3 separate regions of the Homo sapiens genome follow, and regions 1 and 2 are each linked to region 3. Evidence: chromatin contacts called from ENCODE Hi-C or POLR2A ChIA-PET data. All regions are on one chromosome and are shown on one strand. The core of a region is the stretch at or near the end of the contact, and the rest is flanking DNA. Distances in the headings are between cores, read along the strand shown. Region 1 holds the start of LAT2 (linker for activation of T cells family member 2). Region 2 holds the start of RFC2 (replication factor C subunit 2). Region 3 holds the start of DNAJC30 (DnaJ heat shock protein family (Hsp40) member C30).

Evidence for each region. A loop is a pair of places that touch in the nucleus more often than their neighbours do. ChIA-PET counts read pairs that join two places held with the same protein, here RNA polymerase II (POLR2A). Pooled maps may share reads with other maps.
Region 1: a pooled map shows a loop between it and region 3 (4-fold over the local background). The contact joins the promoter of LAT2 here to the promoter of DNAJC30 in region 3. A Hi-C loop is called at or near these places in 1 of 50 pooled maps. POLR2A ChIA-PET finds 5 or more read pairs at or near these places in 3 of 52 experiments (HCT116, Panc1 and WTC11).
Region 2: a loop to region 3 is called in a map of B cell, with 7 times the contacts of the local background. The contact joins the promoter of RFC2 here to the promoter of DNAJC30 in region 3. A Hi-C loop is called at or near these places in 2 of 168 maps with a recorded cell type or tissue (B cell and ovary) and 6 of 50 pooled maps. POLR2A ChIA-PET finds 5 or more read pairs at or near these places in 1 of 52 experiments (B cell).

Annotation. Positions count from the first base shown.
Region 1 is chr7:74,208,597-74,212,029 of GRCh38, reverse strand. It overlaps LAT2 (linker for activation of T cells family member 2), which reads right to left and starts at 2,024. Exons shown (of 14, transcript NM_032464.3): 1 at 1,942-2,024. RefSeq lists silencers at 901-990, 2,101-2,150 and enhancers at 1,091-1,210, 2,431-2,540.
Region 2 is chr7:74,252,712-74,256,010 of GRCh38, reverse strand. RFC2 (replication factor C subunit 2) reads left to right here and starts at 1,612. Exons shown (of 11, transcript NM_181471.3): 1 at 1,612-1,740. The coding sequence starts at 1,628. RefSeq lists enhancers at 1,219-1,298, 772-1,374, 1,709-1,938, 1,375-1,977, 1,978-2,580 and 2 more and a silencer at 1,539-1,658.
Region 3 is chr7:73,681,740-73,685,137 of GRCh38, reverse strand. DNAJC30 (DnaJ heat shock protein family (Hsp40) member C30) reads left to right here and starts at 1,685. Exons shown (of 1, transcript NM_032317.3): 1 at 1,685-3,398. The coding sequence starts at 1,715. The coding sequence ends at 2,395. BUD23 (BUD23 rRNA methyltransferase and ribosome maturation factor) reads right to left here and starts at 1,541. Exons shown (of 12, transcript NM_017528.5): 1 at 1,465-1,541; 2 at 1,334-1,371. The coding sequence starts at 1,512. RefSeq lists enhancers at 1-833, 1,764-1,933, 2,174-2,263.

The DNA.
Region 1 (3,433 bases), core at 775-3,274, 530 kb before region 3:
GGAAGCTGCAGTGAGCCAAGATCACACCACTGAACTCCAGCCTGGGTGACAGAGCAAGACCCCATCTCTAAAAACAAAAAATGAAATTTAACAAACAGTCATGTGTCTGCCCCCAGACTGAATACATCCTGCGCTGTTGGCCGGGTGCGGTAGTTCACACCTGTAATCCCAACACTTTGGGAGGCTGAGGCGGGCAAATCATCTGAGGTCAGGAGTTCAAGACCAGCCTGGCCAACATGGTGAAACCCTGTCTCTACTAAAAATAAAAAATTAGGCCAGGCACGGTGGCTCACACCTGTAATCCCAGCACTTTGGGAGGCCGAGGCAGGCAGATCACAAAGTCAGGAGATTGAGACCATCCTGGCTAACATGGCGAAACCCCGTCTCTACTAAAAATACAAAAAATTAGCCGGTCGTGGTGGCAGGCGCCTCTAGTCTCAGCTACTCGGGAGGCTGAGGCAGGAGAATGGCATGTACCCGGGAGGTGGAGCTTGCAGTGAGCCAAGATTGCACCACTGCACTCCCAGCCTGGGAGACAGAGCAAGACTGTCTCCAAAAAATAAAAAATAAATAAAAAATAAAAAATTAGCCAGGTGTGGTAGCACGTGCCTGTAGTCCCCAGCTACTTGGAAGGGTAAGGCAGGAGAACTGCTTGAACCTGGGAGGTGGAGGTTGCAGTGAGCCGAGATCACGCCACTGCACTCCAGCCTGGACAACAGAGTGAGACTCCGTTTAAAAAAATTCTGTGCTCTCTCTCTGTCTCTGTCTCCCTTTGTGTCTCTGTCTCGCTCTCACTTTCACTCTCCCATCCAGGTTCTGAAAGCAGGTGGGCTGAGGTGGAGGGAGCGGAGGGTGGACCCTCTGAGGCCCCCAGGGGCCGGCAGGGCTGGGCGGGGTGGGGAGTGGGGGCTGCCACAGACCACGGTTCTGCAGAGGCCAAAATAGCACTAAAGGGAAGTGGGCAGTTTTCATATGAACAACGATTGCCAAGAGCTGGCTTCGGGGAAGTTCTCGGGGCTGGGCTGGAGGAGCTACAGTGTCTGAATCCCGCCTGGAAGGACGCTCGAGACCACCCTGCCGGTTCTCCCAGCCTTCTCCGAGCTGAGCTGTGGTTGGGGACACTGGGGTTGGGGAGGGGGCAGCCTGGCTTGAAGCCCTGGATGGCTTTATCCACTGGACTCTGCTCTGGGGTCTGTTGGTTTTTTCATTTAGTTTTTAATTATATTTTTTTATTTTTATTTTTTAAAGAGATGGGAGTCTCACTATGTTGCTCAGGCTGGTCTCCAGCTCCTGACTTCAAATGATCCTCCCGCCTTGGCCTCCCCAAATGCTGGGATTACAGGTTGAGCCACCGTGCCCGGCTGGTCCTGTTGCTTTTTCCAAATAACTCTGGGCTTCAAATGAGCCTAGCTGGGAGGGAGAGAGGGAGGCGGGCGGGTGCAGGAGGGGCCTGAGCAGCCCTGGTCCCAGGGACAGAGTTGAGGGCCAGGTAGGGGGCTGGGCAGGGAGGCAGTGGGGGTTCTTCACCTGACCTGGGGCAAGACCTGGGCCCTGGCCTGTAATCCCACCGTTTTCCCCTGACCTGTGTAGGGGGTTACAGTCCCATTTCACGGATGAGGAAACCGAGGCTCCCAGGCCAGGGCAGCCACTGTTTTGGCTCTCGGCCACTTACTTCACCAGTCTCTGGCAATGATGGGACCACCCTGGGATGTCCCAAGGCTACACAGGCTGGACAGGGGAAGGCGAGGGCAAGAGAGTGGCCAGAAGCCCAGAAACAAACTGACCCCTGAAGTGCCACAGAGCCTGGTGCCAGGGTGAGAGTGGGGCTGCGGGAGGGGGCGCCAGGCATCCAGGCCTCTTCCCACCCCACCCAGTGGGGCCAGGAGCTCCTGGGGGATGGGGGACAGCCTGAGGACTGAGGCACCCCTGGGAAAGGCTTACCTGAGAGTCCAGGGTTCCTCACCACGGCCGCCCCATCCTGAGCCCGCACACCTGCCCAAGCTGATGCCAACACCACTGACACTGGCGGGCGGGCAGGGCGGGCTTCCTGCCAGCCACTGAATCATCCGTACATCCGCCGCACTGCCGGACAGGCTCAGCTATGAAGAGGGCGGTGGGGGGAAGGGAGGGGAGACGGGGGAAGGAGGCGGGAGAGAGAGAGAGAAGAGAAACAAAGTGAGAGGGAGAAAGAGAAGAAAGAGAGATAGGACCGGGCGAGGTGGCTCACACCTGTAATCCAAAAACTTTGGGAGGCCGAGGCGGGTGGATCACGTAAGGTCAAGAGTTTAAGACCAGCCTGGCCAACATGGTGAAACCCCGTCTCTATTAAAAATACAAAATTAGCTGGGCATGGTGGCATGTGTCTGTAATTCCAGCTACTCGGGAGGCTGAGGCAGGAGAATCGTTTGAACCTCAGAAGCAGAGGTTGCAGTGAGCCGAGATCGCACCACTGCACTCCAGCCTGGGTGACAGAGGGAGACTCCGTCTCAAAAAACAGAAAGAAAAAGAGAGAGACACAGCAGAGAGACACAAGAGAACAGGAAAATATGGACACACACTAAACACACACATAAACACAAAAAGTCACACAGAGAGGAAGAGAGATACACTCCAATAGACAGGGAGCAAGATAATGAAACTGAGGTGCTCCTGCAGATGGCAGATATGGAGACACACATACGCTAAAAAGACACACACAGGCAGAAATTCACACCCATGGGCCGGGCGCGGTGGCTCATGCCTGTAATCCCAGCACTTTGGGAGGCCAAGGCAGGCAGGTCATGAAGTCAGGGGTTCAAAACCAGCCTGACCAACATGGTGAAACCCCATATCTACCAAAAATACAAAAATTATCTGGGTGTGGTGGCGGGTGCCTGTAATCCCAGCTACTCGGGAGGCTGAGGCAGGAGAATTGCTTGAACCCAGGAGGTGGAGGTTGCAGTGAGCCAAGATAGCGCCACTGCACTCCAGCCTGGGTGACAGAGCAAGACTTCATCTCAAAAAAAAAAAAAAAAAGAAGAAGACACACACAGGCAGAAATTCATACCCATGGGCCAGGCACGGTGGCTCATGCCTGTAATCCCAACACTTTGGGAGGCTGAAGCAGGAGAATCACCTGAGGTCTGGAGTTCAAGACCAGCCTGGCCAACATGGTGAAACCCCATCTCTACAAAAAATTTAAAAATTAGCTGGGCATGAGATGGACCAAGACACACACAGAGAGACACACAGAAAGATACAGAGAGCCACAGACTGTCAGAGACACACACAGATGGGGAGAGAGCAAGAAACAGGGAGATAGAGGCCAGGTGCAGTGGCTTGCACCTGCAATCCTAACATTTTTGGAGGCTGAGGCAGGAGGATCGCTTGAGAACAGGAATTTGAGACCAGCCTGGACAACAGAACGAGACCCCATCTCTAAAAAAATTTTTTT
Region 2 (3,299 bases), core at 363-2,862, 570 kb before region 3:
GAGGCAAGCGGATCACTTGAAGTCAGGAGTTTGAGACCAGCCTGGTCAACGTGGCGAAACCCCATCTCTACTGAAAATACAAGTATTAGCCAGGTGTGGTGGCACACGCTTGTAGTCCCAGCTACTCGGGAGGTTGAGGCAGGAGAATCACTTGAACCTGGGAGCCTGACATTGCAGTGAGCTGAGATCACACCACTGTACTCCAGTCTGGGTGACAGAGTGAGACTCCATCTCAAAAACAAAAAACAAGAAACAAAACAAAGAATGGTCAAAGCACTTGTGAATCTGAAGTACCTACTTTCTTTTCTTCTTATTTTTTTAGAAACAGGATTTCACTCTGTCCCCCGGGGCTGGAGTACATTGACTTGATCATGGTTCACTGTGGCTTCAACCTCATGGGCTCAACCGATTCTCCTGCCTCAGCCTCCCGAGTAACTGGGACTACTGTCGCGTACCACCACAACTGGATAATTTAAAAAATTTTTTTTGTAGAGATGGGGTCTCACCATGTTGCCCAGGCTGGTCTCAAACTCCTCGGCTTGAGGGATCCTCCCACCTTAGCCTCCCAAAGTTCTGGGATCATCATTATTGAATATTATGACAATTTGGGCTATGGGAGGAAAGATTGGGTAGAAAAACAGCCCATAAGAATGCTCAAAACCCTTGCAAGGTTGAAGTATTTACTTTTTCTTTTTTGAGACAGGGTCTTGCTGCAGACCAGGTTGGAGTGCAGTGGTGTGATCAGAGATCACTGCAGCCTGCACCTCCTGGGCTCAAGCACTCCTCCGCCTCAGCTTCCTGAGTAGCTGGAACTGCAGGTGCGCGCCACCACGCCCGGCTACTTTTTTAATTTTTATTTTTGTAGAGACGGGGATCTCACTTTGTTGCCCAGGCTGGTCTCGAACTCCTGGGCTTAATCGCTCTTCCGGTCTCTGTCCCCCAAAGTGCTGGGATTAGAGGGGTGAGCCACCGCACCGGCCTTGAGTCCCTATTTTCCTGGAATGAACATTGCATTTCATCTGACAAAAGGACGGTTTCAGTTTCCTCCTCTGCAAAATGGGGTGGGGGTGGAATTCCCATCTTGCAGCCGAGAATTCCCTGATAATAAACGTCGAGTACCGAGCGCGGTTGAGGCGCAGGAGCCTACCCAACGGGAGCAGCTCACTAGGACATTCAGAGCAATCTGGAAAAGTGGGCACGGGCAGCCCCAGACGTCATCCCCGGACCCCGCTGCCCAGCAGCGCCCGGACGCCAGCGTTGTCCGTGTCCCAACACCGAAGCCCGCGTTTGGCCGCAACCCCTCCAGGCCCTGCTCCTCCCACGCCGCCGCGGAGCGGATCTTCCACAGAAACCACACACAAACGTCCGTTCCGAGAGCGACCTGCTTTCTCGGAAGGCGTCGCGGCCACAGCTCGCCTTCCTGTCGCTCCCAGGCCGGGCGCCAGGTCTCCCATAGCAACCGCGGCCTCCAGCGATGGCCGCCAGGGCACCACCGGAACCCTCTTCGCAGGCACAGAGAGGCGCGGGTACGTAACTTCCGCTCGCGCCCGGCGGAAGCCAGGGGGCGGGGCTTGCGTGGCGGCGTCAAGGGGCGGTGCCTCGGGTGGCGGGAAGAGGAGGCGCGAGAATGGAGGTGGAGGCCGTCTGTGGTGGCGCGGGCGAGGTGGAGGCCCAGGACTCTGACCCTGCCCCTGCCTTCAGCAAGGCCCCCGGCAGCGCCGGCCACTACGAACTGCCGTGGTGAGGTCCCAGGCCGTAAAGAATGGGCGCGTTTGGACGTGAGGGTGGGCGAGTGGCGGGCCGTGCTCCGGAGAAACTCGGGGGTCAGGGGCTCGTTTTGGGGAATCCCGAGGGAGGAGGAGGCCCCGGGTGGCATCGAGATGATTTCAAGAAGGCGACGGACATGGATCGAGAGTGGCCGGTCTAAACTCTGCGAGCGGAGTCTCGCTCACTACAATGCTTATGACAATTAGGGCTACCCCGGGTGGCCACCTACTCTGACCTAGTTGGTTTTTTCAAAAGTTTTTGTGTATAGTAGTGTATGACCTAGTGTTTTCAAAAACTTCAATCTTTTAAAAAAAATATCGATTACATGTTGAAAATAATATTTTGACTGTTAGGTTCAATAACATTTACATTTGAAATTTTTTTAAAAAAATCAAGACGGGGGTTTTGCTGTGTTGCCCAGGCTGATGTCCAGCTCCTTGGCTCAAGTGATCCCCCTGCCTCAGCCTCCTAAGTAGATGGGACTACAGGCACGCACCACCATGCCCAGTTAATTTTTTTTTTTTAGATGGAGTCACACTTTGTCACACAGGCTGGAGTGCAGTGGTGTGATTTCTGCTCACTACAACCTGCATCTCCCTGGTTCAATCAATTCTGCCTCAGCCTTCCTAGTAGCTGGGATTACAGGCATGTACCATCACACCCTGCTAATTTTGTGTTTTTAGTAGAGGCTGGGTTTCACCATGTTGGCCAGGCTGGTCTCGAAGTCCTGATCTCAAGTGATCCGTCCGCCTCGCCTTCCCAAAGTGCTGGGATTACAGGCATGAGCCACTGTACCCAGCCTAGGCCTACGGTGTCTAGCCAGCTATGCTGTGTATTTGGCACACGTCTGCAGAAACTGGCAGGTAATCCTTGCCTGGCATGGTGGCTCACGCCAGTAATCCCAGCACTTTGGGAGGCTGAGGTGGGCAGATCACCTGAGGTTGGTAGTGACCCAAGATCGCACCATTGCACTCCAGCCTGGGCAACAAGAGCAAAACTCTGTCTCCAAAAAAAAAAAAAAGAAAAGAAACTGGCAGGTAAGGGATGAGAAAGGAGCTTGGTTGCACCCATGTTGTCACACCAAATGATGTCAGTGCTGTATGTGCTGGGCCTCTTGTGACGGGCGGACAGGGTTGCAGCACAGTGTCACATTGCTCCAGATGACCTGTGCTGGCCGTGCTCCAGCAGCAACAGGTGTTTCTCTGCTGTGGCAGGTTTGAAGCCTATGCTGTACAATTCTCATGCCTTTAACTTTTCAAATGGCACTTGGGCATCTTATTACATTTTATTTATTTATTATTTATTTTTGAAACAGAGTCTCACTCTGTAGCCCGGGCTGGAGTATAGTGGCATGCATGATCTCAGCTCACTGCAACTTCTGCCTCCCAGGTTCGAGCTACTGTGCCTTAGCCTCCCAAGTAGCTGGGATTACAGACGCACACCACCACATCCAGCTAATTTTTGTATTTTAAGTAGAGATGAGGTTTCACCATGTTGGCCAGACTGGGCTCAAACTCCTGACCTCAATTGAT
Region 3 (3,398 bases), core at 436-2,935:
CGGGATTTCACCATGCTGGCCAGGTTGGTCTCGGAATTCCTGACCTCAGGTGATCCGTCCACCTCCGCCTCCCACAGGGCTGGGATTACTGGTATGAGCCATAGCGCCCGGCCAGTAACCATTTACTGAAATAGGGCTAGTCTCTCAGTGAGAGAGCACGGAAAAACCACAAAGTATCTTTTTTTTTTTTTTTTTTTTTTTTTTTTTTTTTTTTGAAACAAAGTCTTGCTCTGTCGCCCAGGCTGGAGTGCAGTGCCGTGATGTCGGCTCACTGCAACCTCCCCCTCCCGGGTTCAAGCTATTCTCCTGCCTCAGCCTCCCGAGTAGCTGGGGTTACAGAAACCCGCCATCGCGCCCGGCTAATTTTTTCCATTTTTAGTAGAGCTGGAGTTTCGCCATGTTGGCCAGGCTGGTCTCGAACTCCTGACCTCAGGTGATCCGTCTGCCTCAGCCTCCCAAAGTGTTGCGATTACAGGCGTGAGACACCGCGCCAGCTTCCCCCCGCCCCCATCCCCCCCCCTTTTTTTTTTTTTTAACGACTCGAGGTGCGCTGGCTCACGCCTGCAATCCCAACAGTTCGGGAGACGAAGGCGGGAGGATCGCTTGAGCCCTGGGCTTGGGCCACCTTGGGCAACACAGCGAGACCCCATCGCAACAAAAATTTACAAAAAAAAGCCAGGCGTAGTGGCGCGCGCCTGTGGTCCCAACTACTGGAGAGGCAGAGGGGAGCCACCACACCCGGCTAATTTTTTTATTACTTGCGGAGACGGGGGCTCGCTACGTTGCCCAGGCTGGTCTCGAACCCCTGAGCTCAAGCGATCCTCCCGCCTCAGCCTCCCAAAGTGCTGCGATTGCTGAGATTACACGCGTGAGCCACTCCCACCTGGCTACAACTCAGTAGTTATACAAACTACCCTCTATGAAATTCAGACAATAATACACCAACTGCTGTCTTGGAGATTTATTGGCAACAAGGCGCCACGATAAGCATCCTACGGCCATTACTTCCTTCCCCCCACCAGGACTGACCCCTCGCCCGTACCCACCGCCCAGCGCCTCTTTTACCACATGTTTAGGACAAATTGTCACATTCGACTTTGAAAACCACCCACGGAAAGCAAGCGCGATCACCCCTACCTCAACGCTGAGGTACCGAGGCCCAGAGAGGTCGGCAACTTAAAGTTGATTTACCAGAGACAGAAATCGGCACCCACCCGGGTCCTTCCCTTCCCGCACCCCCAAATTCTACGGCCTTTCCGGGCAACGCCAGCAACAGGGGCAACTTGCCGCTTCCCGACCCCCGGACGCCCCGCAGTATTCAGGCTCCCCTCACTTGCGAACGTATTTCCGGGCTTCTGTCTCGTCATAAAACTGCGAAAAAGAGAAAATGGCATGTAGAGGAATAATTCAGACGCGGTGGCCGCAGAAGTGGGGAGAGGGGTGTCCGCGGGCCCCGGGACTTACCAGCTCTGGGGGTCCGCCATGCTCCGGACGCCGGCCGCGGGACGCCATTCTCACGCCTCAGCAGCACACCTGCGACTGGCGCCTGCCGGCACCCGGTTTTTATGTCATCAGCCCGGCGACCGCTTAGTAATACGCATGTTCCACCCCCACGACCGCCCCGCCCCCCCCTTTACGTGACTGGCCACAGGGCGACCAACCGACTCCTCTCATTGGCCGGTTTCTCTTGCACCGCCTGCCGAATCAATTCAACATGGCAGCCATGCGCTGGCGATGGTGGCAGCGGCTGTTACCTTGGAGGTTGCTGCAGGCCCGTGGCTTTCCACAAAATTCTGCACCCAGCCTGGGCCTAGGAGCGAGGACTTATTCCCAGGGCGACTGCTCGTATTCGCGCACGGCGCTGTATGATCTGCTCGGCGTCCCCTCCACAGCCACGCAGGCCCAAATCAAGGCGGCTTACTACCGTCAGTGCTTTCTCTACCACCCGGACCGCAACTCCGGGAGCGCGGAGGCCGCCGAGCGCTTCACGCGCATCTCCCAGGCCTACGTGGTGCTGGGCAGTGCCACCCTCCGTCGCAAGTATGATCGCGGCCTACTCAGCGACGAGGACCTGCGCGGACCTGGCGTCCGGCCCTCCAGGACGCCCGCACCCGACCCCGGCTCGCCGCGTACCCCGCCGCCCACCTCTCGGACCCACGACGGTTCTCGGGCCTCCCCCGGCGCCAACCGCACGATGTTCAACTTTGACGCCTTCTACCAGGCCCACTACGGGGAACAACTGGAGCGGGAACGGCGCCTGAGGGCCCGGCGGGAGGCCCTTCGCAAACGGCAGGAGTATCGGTCCATGAAAGGCCTCCGCTGGGAGGATACCCGAGACACGGCTGCCATTTTCCTCATCTTTTCAATCTTCATCATCATCGGCTTTTATATTTAATCGGAGAGAGAAGGGAAGGGGAGTGTCCCCAGCCAACCCCCCAGAAACGGCCTTTTTTCCTGCCTCTGAACCCTTGGCCATTGATAGTCTACCTTTGCTGGGATCCGAAGGAACTGTACTCCCCCTGCCCTCCCCGACCCGCCCAGCTTAGCCGATGACCTGCACATCGCTCCACTGTGGTCCAGAAAAGGAGGCCTTTCGATGTCTGAGAAAGAGGCCCCACGCTGTAGAGTCCCGAAAGCCCAGGAGTGAAGGGGGTTCCTGGAGTCTCTAGGGTGCTTCTTCCAGAGTCTGTCTTCTTGCTTCCAGATGTGGTCAACTTCTGGAACACTCGCTGTAGCTTTATTGTTTAGCCCCAAGCAAGATTTATCTCCTCCTGCCCCGCATGTGTATGGTGGGCCTCTGTAACCTTGAAATGTGCAATGTGACCAATTGTTGACTACCAAAAGAAAAGGTCTGGGGTTGTACGAAACTTGTCTTTCTGTGACTTCCCCAAGCCGCAGGTGAGACCTGGTCCAGGGTAAGAATGGGATCGGTGGAGAGCCTGTCGTTCCTCCCGCTAAGGTCAGCCCCCTGGGGCACTCCTCCTTATGTTGATAGCATGTAGGAGTGAGAAAAAGTCATTGAGCATAAGGAATGAGTGTTCCTGTGCCCATATTTAATGTGTGACCTTGGAGAAGTTACTCTGTAGGCATGACAGCAGAGGAGAAAATCATTTGGCATCTTGAGGTCTGTCATGCTTTATTATCCATAGTTTTTGGGGGGTTTTTTGTTTTGTTTTGTTTTTGAGATGGAGTCTTGCGCTCTGTTGCCCAGGCTGGAGTGCAGTGGTGCGATCTTAGCTCACTGCAACCTCCACCTCCCGGGTTCAAGCGATTCTCCTGCCTCAGCCTCCTGTGTAACTGGGATTACAGGCTCCCACCACACCTGGCTAGTGTTTTGTATTTTTAGTAGATACGGGGTTTCACCATGCTGGCCAGACTGAGGTCTCGAACTGCCGACC